2 separate regions of the Homo sapiens genome follow, and region 2 is linked to region 1. The links are chromatin loops, found by intact Hi-C in ENCODE. Cell type or tissue: heart left ventricle. All regions are shown on one strand. Links, peaks and the distances in the headings refer to the core of each region. The heading gives the core; the rest is flanking DNA.

What was found. A loop is a pair of places that touch in the nucleus more often than their neighbours do. Peaks named below come from ENCODE experiments on the same cell type or tissue, not always from the same donor. Only the 100,000 strongest peaks of a DNase experiment are listed, where the experiment ranks them.
Region 2: it touches region 1 in a loop (2.5-fold over the local background); 4 of 110 quality-filtered maps call a loop at or near these places.

The regions. Positions count from the first base shown.
Region 1 is chr1:114,561,300-114,569,638 of GRCh38, forward strand. BCAS2 (BCAS2 pre-mRNA processing factor) reads right to left here. Exons shown (of 7, transcript NM_005872.3): 7 at 6,258-6,957. The coding sequence ends at 6,831. Among named protein-coding and RNA genes, the nearest start is that of BCAS2, 16 kb to the right of the region's middle. In heart left ventricle, for the core only: no CTCF peak of the experiment used is centred there; no DNase peak of the experiment used is centred there.
Region 2 is chr1:114,400,648-114,408,986 of GRCh38, forward strand. It overlaps TRIM33 (tripartite motif containing 33), which reads right to left. Exons shown (of 20, transcript NM_015906.4): 13 at 8,030-8,093; 14 at 6,294-6,453; 15 at 4,763-5,112; 16 at 2,113-2,236; 17 at 742-816. Among named protein-coding and RNA genes, the nearest start is that of TRIM33, 110 kb to the right of the region's middle. In heart left ventricle, for the core only: no CTCF peak of the experiment used is centred there; no DNase peak of the experiment used is centred there.

The DNA.
Region 1 (8,339 bases), core at 162-8,161:
GCCTGAACCTCCCCAAAGTGCTAGGATTACAGGCATGAGCCACCATGCCCAACTGGAATCCCTGGATTTAGTTGACGATGCAGCTAGTTCCACCTCTGTGCTTACAAATTAAATGAACCAATAAATCCCCCTTTACTGCTTAAGGTAGTTTTAGTTAGCTTTCTGTCACTTGCAAACAGACTTCTAATATCCAGAAATAGACTTCTAAGGATAGAGGAAGTGAAGTGGGTCTAATATAATAAATCTTAGTTCTCAGGGTAGAAAGCAGGGTGAAACAGAAATAGAAACTTCTGTTCATGAACAGGTTTACAGAGTGTCCCATTAGTCCAACTTATTTTTGATTCTATGGTATCCAACAAATTTGTATTGAAATTAAATGAAATGTGGTTTCTGTGTTCTTCTGGCACTAAATAAACATAGTACCTTGAGTGGCAGTCTTATGAATAATTTTCATTTTCTTTTTATCTGCATTTTCTGATTTGCCTATAATAAACATATGTAGATTTTTCACCATGTTAAATCAAACATTTATCATTATTCTTTATCAACTATTGTATTAGTTTCCTCAACATTTATCATCACTCTTTACCAACTATTGTATTAGTTTCCTATCAGTGCCGTAGCAAATTGCTATAAAGTGGGTGGTTTCAAGCAAAACATATTTATCATCTTACAATTCTGAAAGTCAGAACAAAGTGGGTCCGCAAAGCAGTTTCTCCTGGCCAACACTCTGATGGGAGATTTGTTTCCTTGCCTTTTCTAGTTTCTAGACACCACCTGCATTCCTCAGCTCATGGTCCCCTTCCTTCATCTTTAAGGCCTGCAGGTTAGCAACCTTTCTCCTCTCTAACCTTCCACCTTCTACCTCCCTCTTAAAAAGACCCTTGGAGGTCCACTCCAGACCCTGTTTGCCTGGGTATCAGCAGCAGTGGCCGCAGAACAGCAAATGGTGCTGCCTGATCATTCCTCTGGAAGTTTCGTCTCAGAGGGGTACCTGGCCGTGTGAGGTGTCAGTCTGCCCCTACTGGGGGGTGCCTCCCAGTTAGGCTACTCAGGGGTCAGGGACCCACTTGAGGAGGCAGTCTGTCCGTTCTCAGATCTCAAACTCCGTGCTGGGAGAACCACTACTCTCTTCAAAGCTGTCAGACAGGGACATTTAAGTCTGCAGAGGTTTCTGCTGCCTTTTGTTTGGCTATGCCCTGCCCCCAAAGTCTACAGTAACCAAAACAGTATGGTACTGGTACCAAAACAGAGATATAGACCAATGGAACAGAACAGAGCCCTCAAAAATAATACCACACATCTACAACCATCTGATCTTTGACAAACCTGACAAAAAAAAAGAAATGGGGAAAGGATTCCCTATTTAACAAATGGTGCTGGGAAAACTGGCTAGCCATATGTAGAAAGCTGAAACTGGATCCCTTCCTTACACCTTATACAAAAATTAATTCAAGATGGATTAAAGACTTAAATGTTAGACCTAAAACCATAAAAACCCTAGAAGAAAACCAAGGCAATACCATTCAGGACATAGGAATGGGCAAAGACTTCATGTCTAAAACACCAAAAGCAATGGCAACAAAAGCCAAAATTGACAAATGGGATCTAATTAAACTAAAGAGCTTCTGCACAGCAAAAGAAACTACCATCAGAGTGAACAGGCAACCTACAGAATGGGAGAAAAGTTTTGCAACCTACTCGTCTGACAAAGGGCTAATATCCAGAATCTACAAAGAACTCAAACAAATTTACAAGAGAAAAACAACCCCATCAACAAGTGGGCAAAGGATATGAACAGACACTTCTCAAAAGAAGACATTTATGCAGCCAAAAGACACATGAAAAAATGCTCATCATCACTGGCCATCAGAGAAATGCAAATCAAAACCACAATGAGATACCATCTCACACCAGTTAGAAGGGCCATCATTAAAAAGTCAGGAAAACAACAGGTGCTGGAGAGGATGTGGAGAAATAGGAACACATGTTGGTGGGACTGTAAATTAGTTCAACCATTGTGGAAGACAGTGTGGCGACTCCTCAGGGACCTAGAACTAGAAATACCATTTGACCCAGCCATCCCACTACTGGGTATATTCCCAAAGGATTGTAAGTCATGCTGCTATAAAGACACACGCACACATGTTTATTGTGGCACTATTCACAATAGCAAAGACTTGGAACCAACCCAAATGTCCAACAATAGACTGAATTAAGAAAATGTGGCATATATACACCATAGAATACCATGCAGCCATAAAAAATGATGAGTTCATGTCTTTGTAGGGACATGGATGAAGCTGGAAACTATCATTCTCAGCAAACTATCGCAAGGACAAAAAACCAAACACCGCATGTTCTCACTCATAGGTGGGAATTGAACAATGAGAACACGCGGACACAGGAAGGGGAACATCACACACCGGGGCCTGTTGTGGGGTAGGGGGAGCGGGGAGGGATAGCATTAGGAGATATAACTAATGTAAATGACGAGTTAATGGGTGCAGCACACCAACATGGCACATGTATACATATGTAACAAACCTGCACGTTGTGCATATGTACCCTAGAACTTAAAGTATAATAAAAAATATATATTAAAAAAAACCCAAAAACTTGATATGTATCCAAATTTAGCATGCACCATTTTCCTTAAACTTTACTATGAGATCCTGAAAAAAAAAAAAAAAAAGACCCTTGGGATTACATTGGATCTACCCAAATAATCCAGGATAATCTCACTTTAAGAGCCTTAATCACATGTGCAAAGTTCTTTTGCCATGGAAAGTAACACATTAACAGGTTCCAGGGATTAAGATCTGGACATCTTTAGGGGCCATTTTGCAGCCTTCCACAACTATCTACATGTAAATGAATATGAAAGGTAATTAATATAAAAACTGTGAAGTAAGCACAGCCTACCTTTGTAAATAAAAGGCACAATTTCAATGGTTGGATGAAAGCTCCCAAGGAAAAATAAGCTGGTCTGGCTTCAGCTTCCCTGACAGTCACAAAGCCTATTCTGGGGAAGTGAGGGAACAAAGCTTTAAGTGATTTCTTGGAAACAAAGGGCTTAATATTGTTGGGGTTTCTGGCCAGGCTGGAACATGCATTTGGCAGGCATAAATTCAGGGATGAACTCCTATGAATTTTCTACTTGCAAGCTCTCCAAGAGTAGGTACATAGTAGAACATTTCCAGCAGGTCAAAGAAGGAACAGGAACTTCATTAGAACACAGAACACAGTCTTGGGGACTCGGGAGAAAGGGTGGGAGTGGGGCAATGGATAAAAGACTACAAATGGGGTGCAGCATATACTGCTTGGGTGATGGATGCACCAAAATCTTACAAATCACCACTAAATAACTTACTCATGTAACCAACCACCACTTGCATCCCAATAACCTGCGTGTGGTGGGGAAGAACACGGTCAGATTGTGGGCCAGTTTTCCCCTGGGCTGTTTCTCAGTGTAAAATGATGGTACAACGATAGCAGCCATCTTTGTGATGACAGCTCTCATGAGCCACAGTGTTCCAATCTGAACCCGTTGCCTTCTACGGAGTGTACATATATAATCCTGACAGACAGCCCTTCACCAAGCTCTTTGGAAGAGTCCCGTCACTGCTTCCCTGTGTTTGGCTGGAAGAGCACACATCCTTCAGCAGCCCCTTGAGAAATGATATTCAGGAAGTAAATGCTTTTGAGATCTCATATATCTCCAAGTGTCTTTATTCTACCATAACCCTTGGCTTATAATTTGGCTATGTAAAGAGTTCTAGGTTGGAAATAATTTTTTGTAAGAATTCCAAAGGCACTTCTACATTATCTTCTTTCTAGCTTCCAAAGATGTTGTTGAGAAGCGTGAAGACATTTTGATTCTTGATCCTTTATATGTAACAATCCGCCCCTCCGTCCCCCCTACACGCCTGCAGAATCTTCGTGTGCTTGGGTGTTCTCATATCTCACAAGTAACATGCTCCGGAGTTGGTCTATTTTCATCCATTGTGCAGTGACCTTTTGACTCTGGAAATTCTATCAATCAATCAGTTCTGGAAAATTCTGAATTATTTTGATGACTTCTTCCCTCCTGTTTTCTCAGGTTATTCGGCTACTGACTTTCCAGACCAGTCCTCCTATTTTCTCTTCTCTGTTTTCCATGTTTGTCTTTGTTGCCTCCACTTTCTTTGAGTGTGTCAACTTTAATTCCTAACTTTCCCATTGAATTTTAATTCCTGCTACCATATTTTTTAATTTCGACAAGCTGTTTTGTTCTGTTTCTTAATAACATCTTATATATTATTATGGCTGCAGTATCTCCTCTGAGGATTTTTTTTTTGAGACACGGTCCGGCTCTGTCACTCAGGCTGGAGTGCAGTGTCACAATCATAGTTCATTAAAGGCTTGAATTCCTGGACTCAAGCAATCCTCCTCCCTCAGCCCCCCAAGTAGCTGAGACTATAGGCGCACAACACCATGTCTGGCTAATTCTTTTATTTTTTGTAAAGATGGGGGTCTCACTACGTTGCCCAGGCTAGTCTCAAATTTCTGGGCTCAAGTTATCCTCCCACCTTGGCCTCCCAAAGTGCTGGGATTTAGACATGAGCCATCACACCCAACCTGAGGATATATTTCTTAAAAACAATTTTTTTCTTCTTGCATCATCTATTTCTCCATAGTCTTTCCCAGATTTGTTTTACTCCTTATCTTTCACAATGTAGAACTGCCTTATCTGGTGATCCTCAACTGTCTATTCATGTTTAAAAGTCGGGAGCTAAAGCACGGTTTAGAAGCTGTGTTGGTTGCGGGGTGGTTTGTTGAGCCTCTCTGCTCTGTGTCCTGGCTTGGTCATTTGTTGGGAAACTCTCAATTTCAACAACTGTAGTAGGTCTTTTCTCTTAGGCTGGTCAGATACTCCACAACTCTTCCAATTTCCTTCTGAGAGAAGTTCGAGGGTGGGCAATGAAGAGATGGATGACAACACTCCATATGCGTTCATTCCTACAATCCCTATCTTCAACACAGAAATGTGGCTCTCGCTAGGCGTGGTGGCTTACACCTGTAATCTCAGCACTTTGGGAGGCTGACTTGGGCAGATCACCTGAGGTAGGGAGTTTGAGACCAGCCTGACCAACATGGAGCAATCCCGTCTCTACTAAAAATACAAAATCAGCCGGGCGAAGTGGCACATGCCTGTAATCCCAGCTACTTAGGAGGCTGAGGCAGGAGAATTGTTTGAACCCAGGAGGTGGAGGTTGCGGTGAGCCAAGATCAGACCATTGAACTCCAGCCTGGGCAACAAGTGCAAAACAAAACAAAACAAACAAACAAAAAGAAATGGGGCTCTCAATTGTATTAAGGTACTTTCGAAAGTACTAACCATTTATCAATATCACAGATCAAAAAGTTCTAGGTTTATTTTGTATTATAATGAACATCCTTTTATTTTTTCAAAATTGAAAAATAATTTTTAGATTTTTCAAATTTATATTTATCAGTTATTGAGATGAACACCTCTCAGTAATTTTTTTTTTTTGAGACAGAGTCTAACTCTGTCGCCAGGCTGGAGTGCAGTGGTGCAATCTCGGCTCACTGCAACCTCTGCCTCCTGGGTGTAAGCGATTCTCCTGCCTCAGCCTCCCGAGTAGCTGGGACTACAGGCGCATGCCACCATGCCCAGCTAATTTTTGTATTTTCAGTAGAGATGACGTTTCACCATGTTGGCCAGGATGGTCTCGATCTCTCGACCTCGTGATCTGCCCACCTCAGCTTCCCAAAGTGCTGGGATTACAGGTGTGAGCCACTGACCTTGCAATAATTTTCAGTCAGTCTTTATACATTAAGACTACCTTGCTTCGTTTGAGACAGGGTCTTGCTCTGTCACCCAGGCTGGCGTGCAGTGTCACAATCATAGCTTATGGTGGCCTTGAACTCCTGGACACAAGTGATCCTCCTGCCTCAGCCTCTCAAAGCACTGGGATTACAGACGTGAGCCACCACACCTAGCAACACTACCTTTTGATATGTTGCAAATATTTTTTCTGAATTGGGCAGGAATCTTTTACACAATTTAATTCCTTACAAGTAGAGAAGTAAGAACATTAACTCTGGAGCTGGACTATTGGGTTCAAAACCTGACTGACAACTTTCTATAAAAAAGCTGACACTTTCAGCTATAAAACTCTGGCAAGTTATGTTATTTAACTGGTGTCTGTTACATGTCCACATATGAGAAAAACAGTAACCGCCTCCTGAGGTTTTTGTGAGGACCAAATAATTTTTATTCACATACATCTAGTTCATCTACCTAAAGTGTTCAGAACAATGTTCAGCACATATTAAGCTTGATATAACTGTTACCTATGATGATGACGATGATGATGATAATGATAACTGTACAGTCACTGTCTTTCTGAAGTTGTTTGGTGATCAAGAATGTGTTTAGAACTATCTCTTTATTAGACAAAGTCATAAACCAAAAATTTCCAACTTCCTGTACATGTTGAAAGCTTTAAATAAGGATCCTTGGATACAAAATATGGTCCACATGGCTGAAAATTAATTCTATGACACAATATTATTCTAAAGTCATCCTTATTTTGAAAGCCTAAAGATTTTCTTTTATGGCTATAAAAATACCACCAAGCTAGACATTTTAATTCTGTTGAGATATACAAATAGAATTACCACAGCAGCCTACACCTTCTATGATTTCTAAACACTTAAACATCAATGGTTTTGGGAAGATGCTGTTGTCCTTCAAAGTTCATTAAAAGTTCAGATGCCTTTTGTGAAAGCCCAACTTTTCTTCTACCTGCTAAATTGTCTTTTCAGAAGTCTTGCCGGATGTTTTCTTTGTTTGCCTCTCCATGTTGCTGCTTAATTTGATAGATTTCATTTTCTAGCTGAACAATAGTCCGTTCAATCTCATAATTCTTACTGACCAGGGATACCCAACTAGAATGGGGGGGAAGAAAAGAAAAAAATTACTCAATGTAAAACTTCTCTTAGAAGATTTTATTTTAAATGTATACACATGTTCACCCAGAGCTATAACACTAACCTTCACTTTTTTTTTTTTTTTGAGACGGAGTCTCGCTCTTGTTGCCCAGGCTGGAGAACAATGGCGCAACCTCAGCTCACTGCAACCTCCGCCTCCCGGGTTCAAGGGATTCTCCTGACTCAGCCTCCCGAGTAGCTGGATTACAGGCACACGCCACCACAGCTGGCTACTTTTTTGTATTTTTAGTAGAGATGGGGTTTCACCACGTTGGCCAGGCTGGTCTCAAACTCCTGACCCCAGGTGATCCACCCACCTCGGTCTCCTAATGTGCTGGGATTACAGGCATGAGCTACCATGCCTGGCCTAACCTTCACTTTCAACTTTCCATTAAAAAAAAATCAAGGCACAATTGTGGAAAAGTAGGTAAAGGGTACATGGAATCTCTCTGTATTCTTTTTTTTTTTTTTTTTTTTTTTTCCAGAGACAGGGTCTTGCTCTGTTGCCTAGGCTGAAATGCAGTGGTGTGATCACAGCTCACTAGCCTGGAACTCCTGAGCTCAAGCAATCCTCCAACCTCAGCCTCCTGAAGAGCTTAGACTACAGGTGCATGCCATCATGCCTGGCTCATTTAAAAGCATTTTTTTGTAGAGACAGGGTCTCGTTATGTTGCCCAGGCTGGCTTGAACTCCTGGCTTCAAGCAATCCTCCTACCTTGGCCTACCAAGGCACTAGGATTACAATGTGAGTCACCACACCTGGCTCTCTGTATTATTTCTTACAATTGCATGTGAATCTATAATTATCTAAAAATAAAAGTTTAATAAAAAAGCAAATTAGAAACAGATGAGAGAACTTGCAAACCAGAAGAAAGAGGAAAGAGTGATGAAGATAGTATTTAATCAACAAAAAGGAAAGAGGCAATAGTTTATTAAATTGAGGAAAAAGCGTGAAAGGGTACCAACGAGACTGGTAAGACGTACATGGAGACGGTGGAACAAGAATGACTTGAGTAATGAAGGGAGAAAGGGAATGGCCAAGCAAAAAGGAAGAGAGAAATGACACAAATATTCAAGATTATATTGTATAAAGGTATACATGTGTGTATGTAAAAGAACATTTTTAAAAATGCATAAACCTGAGGTACAAAAAAATTACCAAGTATGAAATCTCCCTCCCTACAAGATTTTATAAAATAATTTTTTTCCTTTTTTTTTTTTTAAAGACTAGGTCTTGCTCTGTTGCCCAGGCTGGAGTGCAGTGGTGTGATTATGACTCACTGCAGCTTCAACCTTCCAGGTTAAGCAATCCTCCTGCCTCAGCCTCCAGAGTAGCTGGG
Region 2 (8,339 bases), core at 193-8,192, 160 kb before region 1:
TGTGATTTAAAATTCATTTCTCAGGCTACCCAGTAAACAAGTCAACTACCATTTAATATTCTCTAACAGGCCTGGTATGTAATAATGTACTATTCAACAACTGATGGCTAGCAATAAAATGTGTGTAGAATATTCTTACCCCACTTATTAGGCACCAAACACCTCTAATCTTCCTTTTATTGCAGCATTTTAGAGCCTTTATTCCTTACAAAACTCAATGACTATAGACTATGCTAAATATTTTACATAGGTTATTTTATATAATCCTCAGAACAACCCAATGAGGTAAAAAATCGTGTCAGAAAACTTGAGTCTTAGAGAGGTTGAAGAGCTTATTCCAGAAGGCTGAGGTGTAATACAACTTAGTCTAAGGCCATACTCTTTTTTTTTTTTTTCTTTTTTTTTTTGAGACGGAGTCTCGCTCTGTCGCCCAGGCTGGAGTGCAGTGGCGCGATCTCGGCTCACTGCAAGCTCCGCCTCCCGGGTTCATGCCATTCTCCTGCCTCAGCCTCCGGAGTAGCTGGGACTACAGGTGCCCGCCACCGTGCCCGGCTAGTTTTTTGTATTTTTAGTAGACACGGGGTTTCACCGTGGTCTCTATTTCCTGACCTCGTGATCCGCCTGCCTCGGCCTCCCAAAGTGCTGGGATTACAGGCGTGAGCCACCGCGCCCGGCCGCCAGAGCCCATACTCTTAAGTATTATGAGACTTCCCCACCGAGCTACTAAGGTAGGCAACTCACCGAAGCAGGAACAGGCTCCTGGAATTCAATACTTAATTCATGGCAATAGAGGTAAAGCAGAAGACGTTCACATTTCTGGCCCAAACAAGGAAAGGAAAGCACATGAAATATTTTTCTCCTAATAAAACATTCTCGAGAATGAGAACTATATCACAACAAAGTTTGATTACAACAAACTGAACACAAGCCCCCTGTTTACTAGATACTCAACTAAACATAAACACCCAAAGAAAATTCCCTTGCTTCTCATTTTGTTTTCAGACTATCTTTTGTTCTACTTTAAGTAAGAATGGAAGATAACTAAGGTAATTTATGGAAGGGAGTCACAAAAGCAACATCTAACACTTTGTGCAAAAATTTATAAATTACTTGGTAATAAATAAATAAGTAAATAAATTATCACTGTTGCTCCTCATGGTAATTCCTTAGACAGGCAAGACAAATGTTGAAAGTTATCATCCCCTTTCTTCAAATGATTCCAGTCAGGTTCAAAATGAAAATGGCCTTCTCAGTCTAACTCCAAAAATATTTTTTTACCCAATCATGAGTAAACTGAAATGCATTTTACATTCACAGTCTTCTATTTATCTAAACTTCTTTTAATACAAGTTTGTATACCCTAAACACGTATCTTGTCTTCACAGATAGTGGATGAGGGTTTTTACCAGTATATACACCAGAGTAGAGCCAAACTTAACTCTAATGACCACACGACAATGCAAAAGAGTCTGTCTTTGGCAATCAGACTACAGGCCAGATTGGTAAAAATCTGAGTAAAGTAAGGAGAGAGTTTCCATTTTTAATATGATGAGAAGCTATTAGAGGATTTTAAGCAAGGAAATGATAGACTTGTTTACTTTTTTAAAAAGAACACTGTTTAATACAGAAAACAAACTATAAAGGTCAAGAGCAGAAGCGGGGAGAGCAGTTAAGAGATCACTACAATAGTCCAGATGAGAAATTATGATGTAAGGTAAGAAAATCATATTATAGTTATTATTATTTCATTTCTAATAGGTTTCTAACCTGAGCAACAGAAATGAATGGTGGTATCATTCAATTAAGGGGAATACTGGGGGAGGAATACAGTTTTTTATGTCGTTATTTGCTTGGTTTTGTGCTTGGAGGGAGAGGATTAGAAATTAAGATTTTAGTTGGGACATGTTAAGTTTGAGGAATCTGGATAGAAGGGTCTGTAGTTCAGGGTTAGAGGAAAAAAAGACTTCAGAAATCATCAATATACCATCAGATGACAGGATTAAAAATTAAATGTTATCAGGTTTTGTGTATGCTACACAGGAAAAAAAAAGGTGTATATATAGGCAGACAACTACTGAATCCCAGTGACAAATCAACTTATTTGACACTTACCCTTTGGTCCACGGGGCTTAACCCCTGCGCAGTTTTCCCCTTCTTACTATGTTGCAAATTATCACAATCATATTCAACTTCTGGCTTTCCAATATCTCTACAAAATGTGCATATCCAGTCCCCACTAGACAGGGAAATAGGCAATTAGTCCACGTAATTATAAGAAAGCCTGCTCTAGAGAAGCTACTTCCCTGGACTGGGGCCTGGTTTATTTTCTTAATAATTTTTTGAAAAAAGGGAGGTTTTATAGTTGTGAAATCTCGTCAGGTGAAGTCATGTGATTAAAAACTCCTCTAAATTTTCCTAGTCACGCATCAATTGATTACTTTCTGGAATGCATTATAAAAATGGCACCTCCGCATTAAAAGGGGGTCTCTTAGTAGTGATGAGCAGTACTTGCAGCATAAGGCCTAAGACCAATTCTCTCAGATCCCAGTATCACCATTATGTGGACTCAGTTATTTATGAAGAAGAAGAGCACAGGTTGCAGAGTTTCTCAGGTATCTTGTACTGTTTTGGCATGTATTAAAATGCCACAAGTAAATCAGTTCTTTTTTCGTGGTCAAAACCTAGAACACACAAACACATACCTGCAGGCACAAGCACATGTATATATACCTCCTTTTTTTTGGAGACAGAATCTCCCCCTTGCCCAGGCTGGAGGGCAGTGGCATAATCTTGGTTCACTGCAACCTCCGCCTCTCGGGTTCAAGCGATTCTTGTACCTCAGCCTCCCTAGGAGCTGGGATTACAGGCGTGCACCATCATGACCGGCAGATTTTTCTATTTTTTTTGAGACACAGTTTCACTGGGTCCTCCAGGCTGGAGTACACAGTGGCACGATCCTGGCTCACTCCAACCTCTGCCTCCCGGGTTCAAGCAATTCTCATGCCTCAGCCTCCTACGTAGCTGGGATCACAGGGGCCTGCTACCATGCCCAGCTAATTTTTGTAATATTTGTATGGGGTTTCACCATGTTGACCAGGCAACTCCTGACCTCAGGTGATCTGCCTACCTTGGCCTCCCAAAGTGCTGAGATCACAGGCACCCGCCACCATGCCTGGCCAATTTTTGTATTTTTAGTAGAGATTGGGTTTTTTCACCATGGTGGCCAGGCTGGTCTCAAACTCCTAGCCTCAAGTGATCCACCTGCCTTGGCCTCCCAAAGTGCTGGGATTACAGGTGTAAGCCACTATGCCCGGCTACCTCCTATCTTTTAACCCTGCCAAGTATATACTTTGTTTTTATCAGGATTTCTTATCAAACTATGAATTCTAAAATGATTCACTCCCTCTCTCTATATAAACAGATACATGGAGATATATAGAGAGATATATACATAGATCCTAAATCTAGGGATTGTACTAACCAATCTATTTGTTTTTCTTTTTTAGAGACGGAGTCCTGCTCTGTCACCCAGGCTAGAGTGCAGTGGTACAATCTCGGCTCATGGCAACCTCTGCTTCCCAGGTTCAAGCAATTCTCCTGGCTCAGCTCTCCGAGTAACTGGGACTACAAGGTGTGTGCCACCATGCCTGGCTAAGTTCTTTTTTTTTTTGTATTTTTAGTAGAGATGGGGTTTTGCCATGTTGGCCAGGCTGGTCTCAAACTCCTGACCTCAAGTGCTCCGCCTGCCTCAGCCTCCCAAAGTGCTGGGATTACAGGTGTGAGCTACCACACCTGGCTAATTTACGCCAACATTTTACAACCCTTTCAAAGCATTTGCTATTGAAAGAAGGCATTCAGTGGCAAAATTCTGACATTCCAGTAAATATTACTACCCAAAGAAAAGAAAATTCTTAATTTCAAGATCAAAGTGCCAATGCTTTTCTTTTCTAAATAAGAGTAAAGAAAAAGAAGGCCCTTATTACATCTCTAGCAAATAACTCTATCTCCAAAGACTTAGGTAAGAAATTACAATTCTTCAGAAAAATATTCTGGCACTGTTTAAATATCTACTAGTTTTCTAATCCAAAAGGTTAACACTTTCAAAGAGGGCACTATTATTCAATTAAAGTTACTGCTTCTCAGGAATTTGAGAAGATATATCTTTTTTTTTTTTTTTTTTCAATTTATAGCAAGAAAAAAGCTGGGTTTACCCCAAGAATACTGACTTACTTTCACCAAAAAGAAATTGGGGGACAAGAGAGGAAGGAGAAGACTGAAAAAAACAAGTATGACTCTACTATTTTATGGTCTCTGAAATCAAGAGACAAGAGGTTGCATGAACATAAAATAATAAATGGAAGGGAAGAACTACAGCTCTGCTAAACCAAAACCTACCACTTGTAGATGCAAAAACTGATCCCTGATAATTAGTGAATTGCTCAAGCTTACTACAGAATTAGAACCAGACTGCAGGTTTTGTAACCTTAGCCCCCTATTAATTTAGAGTTTTATCTATTTTCCTTATACTGAATATAAACTAAAGGCCAGGAGATGAAATCTACTCTTTAACATTAATGTACTACTTAGATCTTAGATATTTTATTGTTAGTTTCTCTGGAAGCTAATACCAAAAGAATAACAGGCTCCCTGTTTTATAGAAATACTATGCACTGGTTAGAAGGCCATCTGCCCTGAACATTCTTCTGTTATTTATTTTTAGCTTATGAAAATCAACACCAAAAATCAATTATTTCACTGGTACCTTGGAAAGCTAAGTAGTGTTGGAACATGACAAGTTAGATGAAAGACCTTTGGACATTTTTCGCAGCACAAGAGATCTCCTCCGTTTTGGCAGACAGCACACCAGTCTTCATTTGGGTCATCATCTTTATTGTTGCCATCTCCTCCAATCCTTGCCGACCTGTGCATGAGGCTTCGAATTGGGGACTTTCCATTAACAAGGCTGCTGAGCCCTGACTGTTTGCAGCTTTCATTCATATCTGCAGGTTCAATTTTCACATGGTTTTCCAGGCTTGCCAATGCATCCAATTCACTTTCTAGATGCAGGTTGGTTGAGAGAGGTGGTGTCAAGCTACTCTCAGGACTGCTCAACTAAAACAAAACGATGACAAATTCTTGAAGAATCATTTAATCTTTATTGTATGCCATATGTGTATTTAACAGTTATGTGAATATGCATATAGATATACTGACGTAACAAATTTATTTTATAGATCACAATAGTGCCATAAAGAAATGACAATAACCCCAAAATTATTCAGGCACGCTAACATATGATTTTAAGGGGTCTGCTCCTCTGATAATGTCTCACTCAAATAATAAGTAAATTAATTAAACTGTTAAGCTATTGATTGGGAAGTGAGCATAGGGTTATACTTTTCCTTGAGAGAGCTAATTATGGCACACCCCTTTTCACACCCAGAATCTTTTGCATAGCATTTTAGAAGCATTCTATAATATTCTTCTGCTCACCTATCATTCTACTATATTGTAGGAAGGCTGCAACAACATAAAAGAAATTGTTCACCAACCTTGGCACCCATTTTTTTTATGGGGGTACTTTCTAAACCAAGTTCTGGATGAAGACGTAACAATACTCCAAAACCAAGGCTGAATCTCTTGCTCTCTGAATCTATATATACTGTGTTAAATATACCAATACCTTGAGATGAATTCCCATGTGCCAACCATATAAAAAAGGAAAAAGAAGCCCGGTCAGAAAGAGAAAACAAAAATCAAAATATTTAAACCAAGAGGGGCTTGGCCTTCCTTCATTCTGTATTAGAAATTTTATAAATGTTCCACTCAAGGAACTCCAGAATGATTAGTAATACGTAAGCCAAAAGACAAACTTCCTATCACAAAACTCTGATCAATAAATTTCTTTCATGTCAGCAATCTTAATGCTGAGCTCACAGGTCCAGGAGAATCCCAAAGATCTTTTGTGGCCTGAGATTCAATGTGACTACTGAAATAATAATTTCAGGACAAGATACAATCTGATTTAGCATCATGGGAAGAATATTGACTAAATACAAATTCAAAGATAATTTCAAATGAGTACTTAATACAATTAAGTCTTTTCTGATTAATTACAGCTGACTCTTAGACAAAAAAGTTGAGTTAGAAAAAGAGATATCTGGCTTGTGCCAGGCATGAAATTTCAAAAATAAATGTTTCTAGACCCACTACTTAGTCTTAATATACTCAGAGCTGAAAGAATCAATGAAGTGATGTCCTTAAGTCCCTGTCAGACTCCAGTGGGAGCTTACCATGCAAGCACTCCTCCTGCCATCCTCTGTTTTTTCTTGTTTTACACCTCCTGAAAAGCTACATATTTCATCTTCAGTCCCAGGTTCTTGCTTGACCTTCACCTGATCAGATTTGAAACTAAGACTTGTCTTCTCAGCAGTTCTTCCTGATGACCCACAGCTAATAAGAAACAACAAATAAAGATCACATACGTTTGACTATATGGTATAAATAAAAACAATTATATGAAAAGTAATGTTCACTAAAGTGAAGACAATAGACAATTAACTTTACAGAAGATAAGGATACCTCATAATGTAGTTAAGGGGAATGTGGTATAAAGCCTAGCTTAAAACTCTTTAAAATTATGCAGCAACTTTCAGAAGACCCTAAAAACACATTTTATGGTTTGAAGCACTTTCTTCACACACACACACGCACACACACACACTCCTATTTCTTAGCTCTGTCCACTGAAAAGGCCTAAGAAACAATGAACAATTCAGTAGCAATGAGTGCTATTAGTACTAGAATATTATCCTCAAACACTATTTTCCTGCTTTCCTGCTAACACTACCAGAACTTCCTGGGAAAGTGGCTGATTCCAGGTCTGAAGCATGAAATGTACAAAATGAACCCGAAATGCTGTTTCACAGGAAACATGGAAGCTTAAAAAAGACTGCTGTGATTATAGCAAAAGGACTAAGGAGCAAGCCTGAGAAAGCTTTGACAGGACAAAGATGGAATAATGTTCAGTGTTCAATATACATACATACAGACGTAACATATATAATGGATTAAAATATATAAAGTATGTTTAAATATCTCAGTCCATAAAGGTAATAACAATAAAACTGTCACTGTTGGAGGGTGTTGGAAATCAATTCATTACCACAAAAGCAGGGAAATAAACAGAAAGAATTTATCCTATCTTTCCTATAACCCAATAGTTGATGACAGAAAGCTTCTCTTTACAGAAATATTCTAAAGAAATAAAGAATGATACAATAATTAAAATGTAATATTTCAACCAGCAGAAAAATAATAGAGCTAAACAATGATTATTAACGGTTGCCATCACAAAAACCCCCAACCAGGCATAATTCGCCCCAAAGGAAGTATATGCCACCACTACACTACCAAGTCTTCTTGCTCTCCCTTCCCCCAAATCAAACCTAAATCTGATCAACCCTCTTGACCTAAATACCAAAATAGACAGAAAAACAGGAGGCAATGTACTTAAATGACAAGATGGAGAAATCGGGAAAACACTGTAGGAGAAACTACATTTTTACAACAAATTAACTGATAGTGATGTAAACAAATAAACTGATGGCAATGTATAGAGCTTATTTGCATCTGATTCAAAGAAATCATCTGGTTTTTTTTTCAAAGGCATTTGTTGCAAAAATTGGGAACACTAAACATTAACTGGATCTCTACTGATATTAAAGAATGAGTTGTTAAATTTTTTTAGGTGTGATCATGGTTCTGTGGTTATAAATTTTTAAAGTTCCTTTCATTAAGTGATATATACTGAAACAGTCACGAGTGAAATGACTGAGATTTGTTTCAAAATAATTCAGACCAGAAAGGAATTGGCAGAAGTATAGAAGAAACAAGATTGGCCATTATTTGATCACTGTTAAAGCTGAGTGTTAAGTATAAAGGGGTTCACTGTAATATTCTACTTTTATTATACATATTTGCTATTTTTCTTAACAAAAAGGAAAAAAATAATTATCAATATACTCACCTGCCTCGACTGCCAGTACTAGAAGTACTTGGGGGTCTCACAGGTGTGTGAGAATTGGATAAACCTAAAAAGTAGTAAGTCAAAATGAATATCAATGCATATAAGAATATTTGGAATTCTACCTACCGGTCACAGAACTCAAGATTATTATAACCCAGCTAAAAAATTATTGGAAATCAGACCTAGTCACAAAGTCAGGGACGCATGTGTAACCATTAGCAGACATCAACCAGTTTCTCTCAGCTGTGTCCAGACATCACCTCAGAATCCTCCTCAGGGCACCACTATCCAGTCAACAAAACAGACCAAG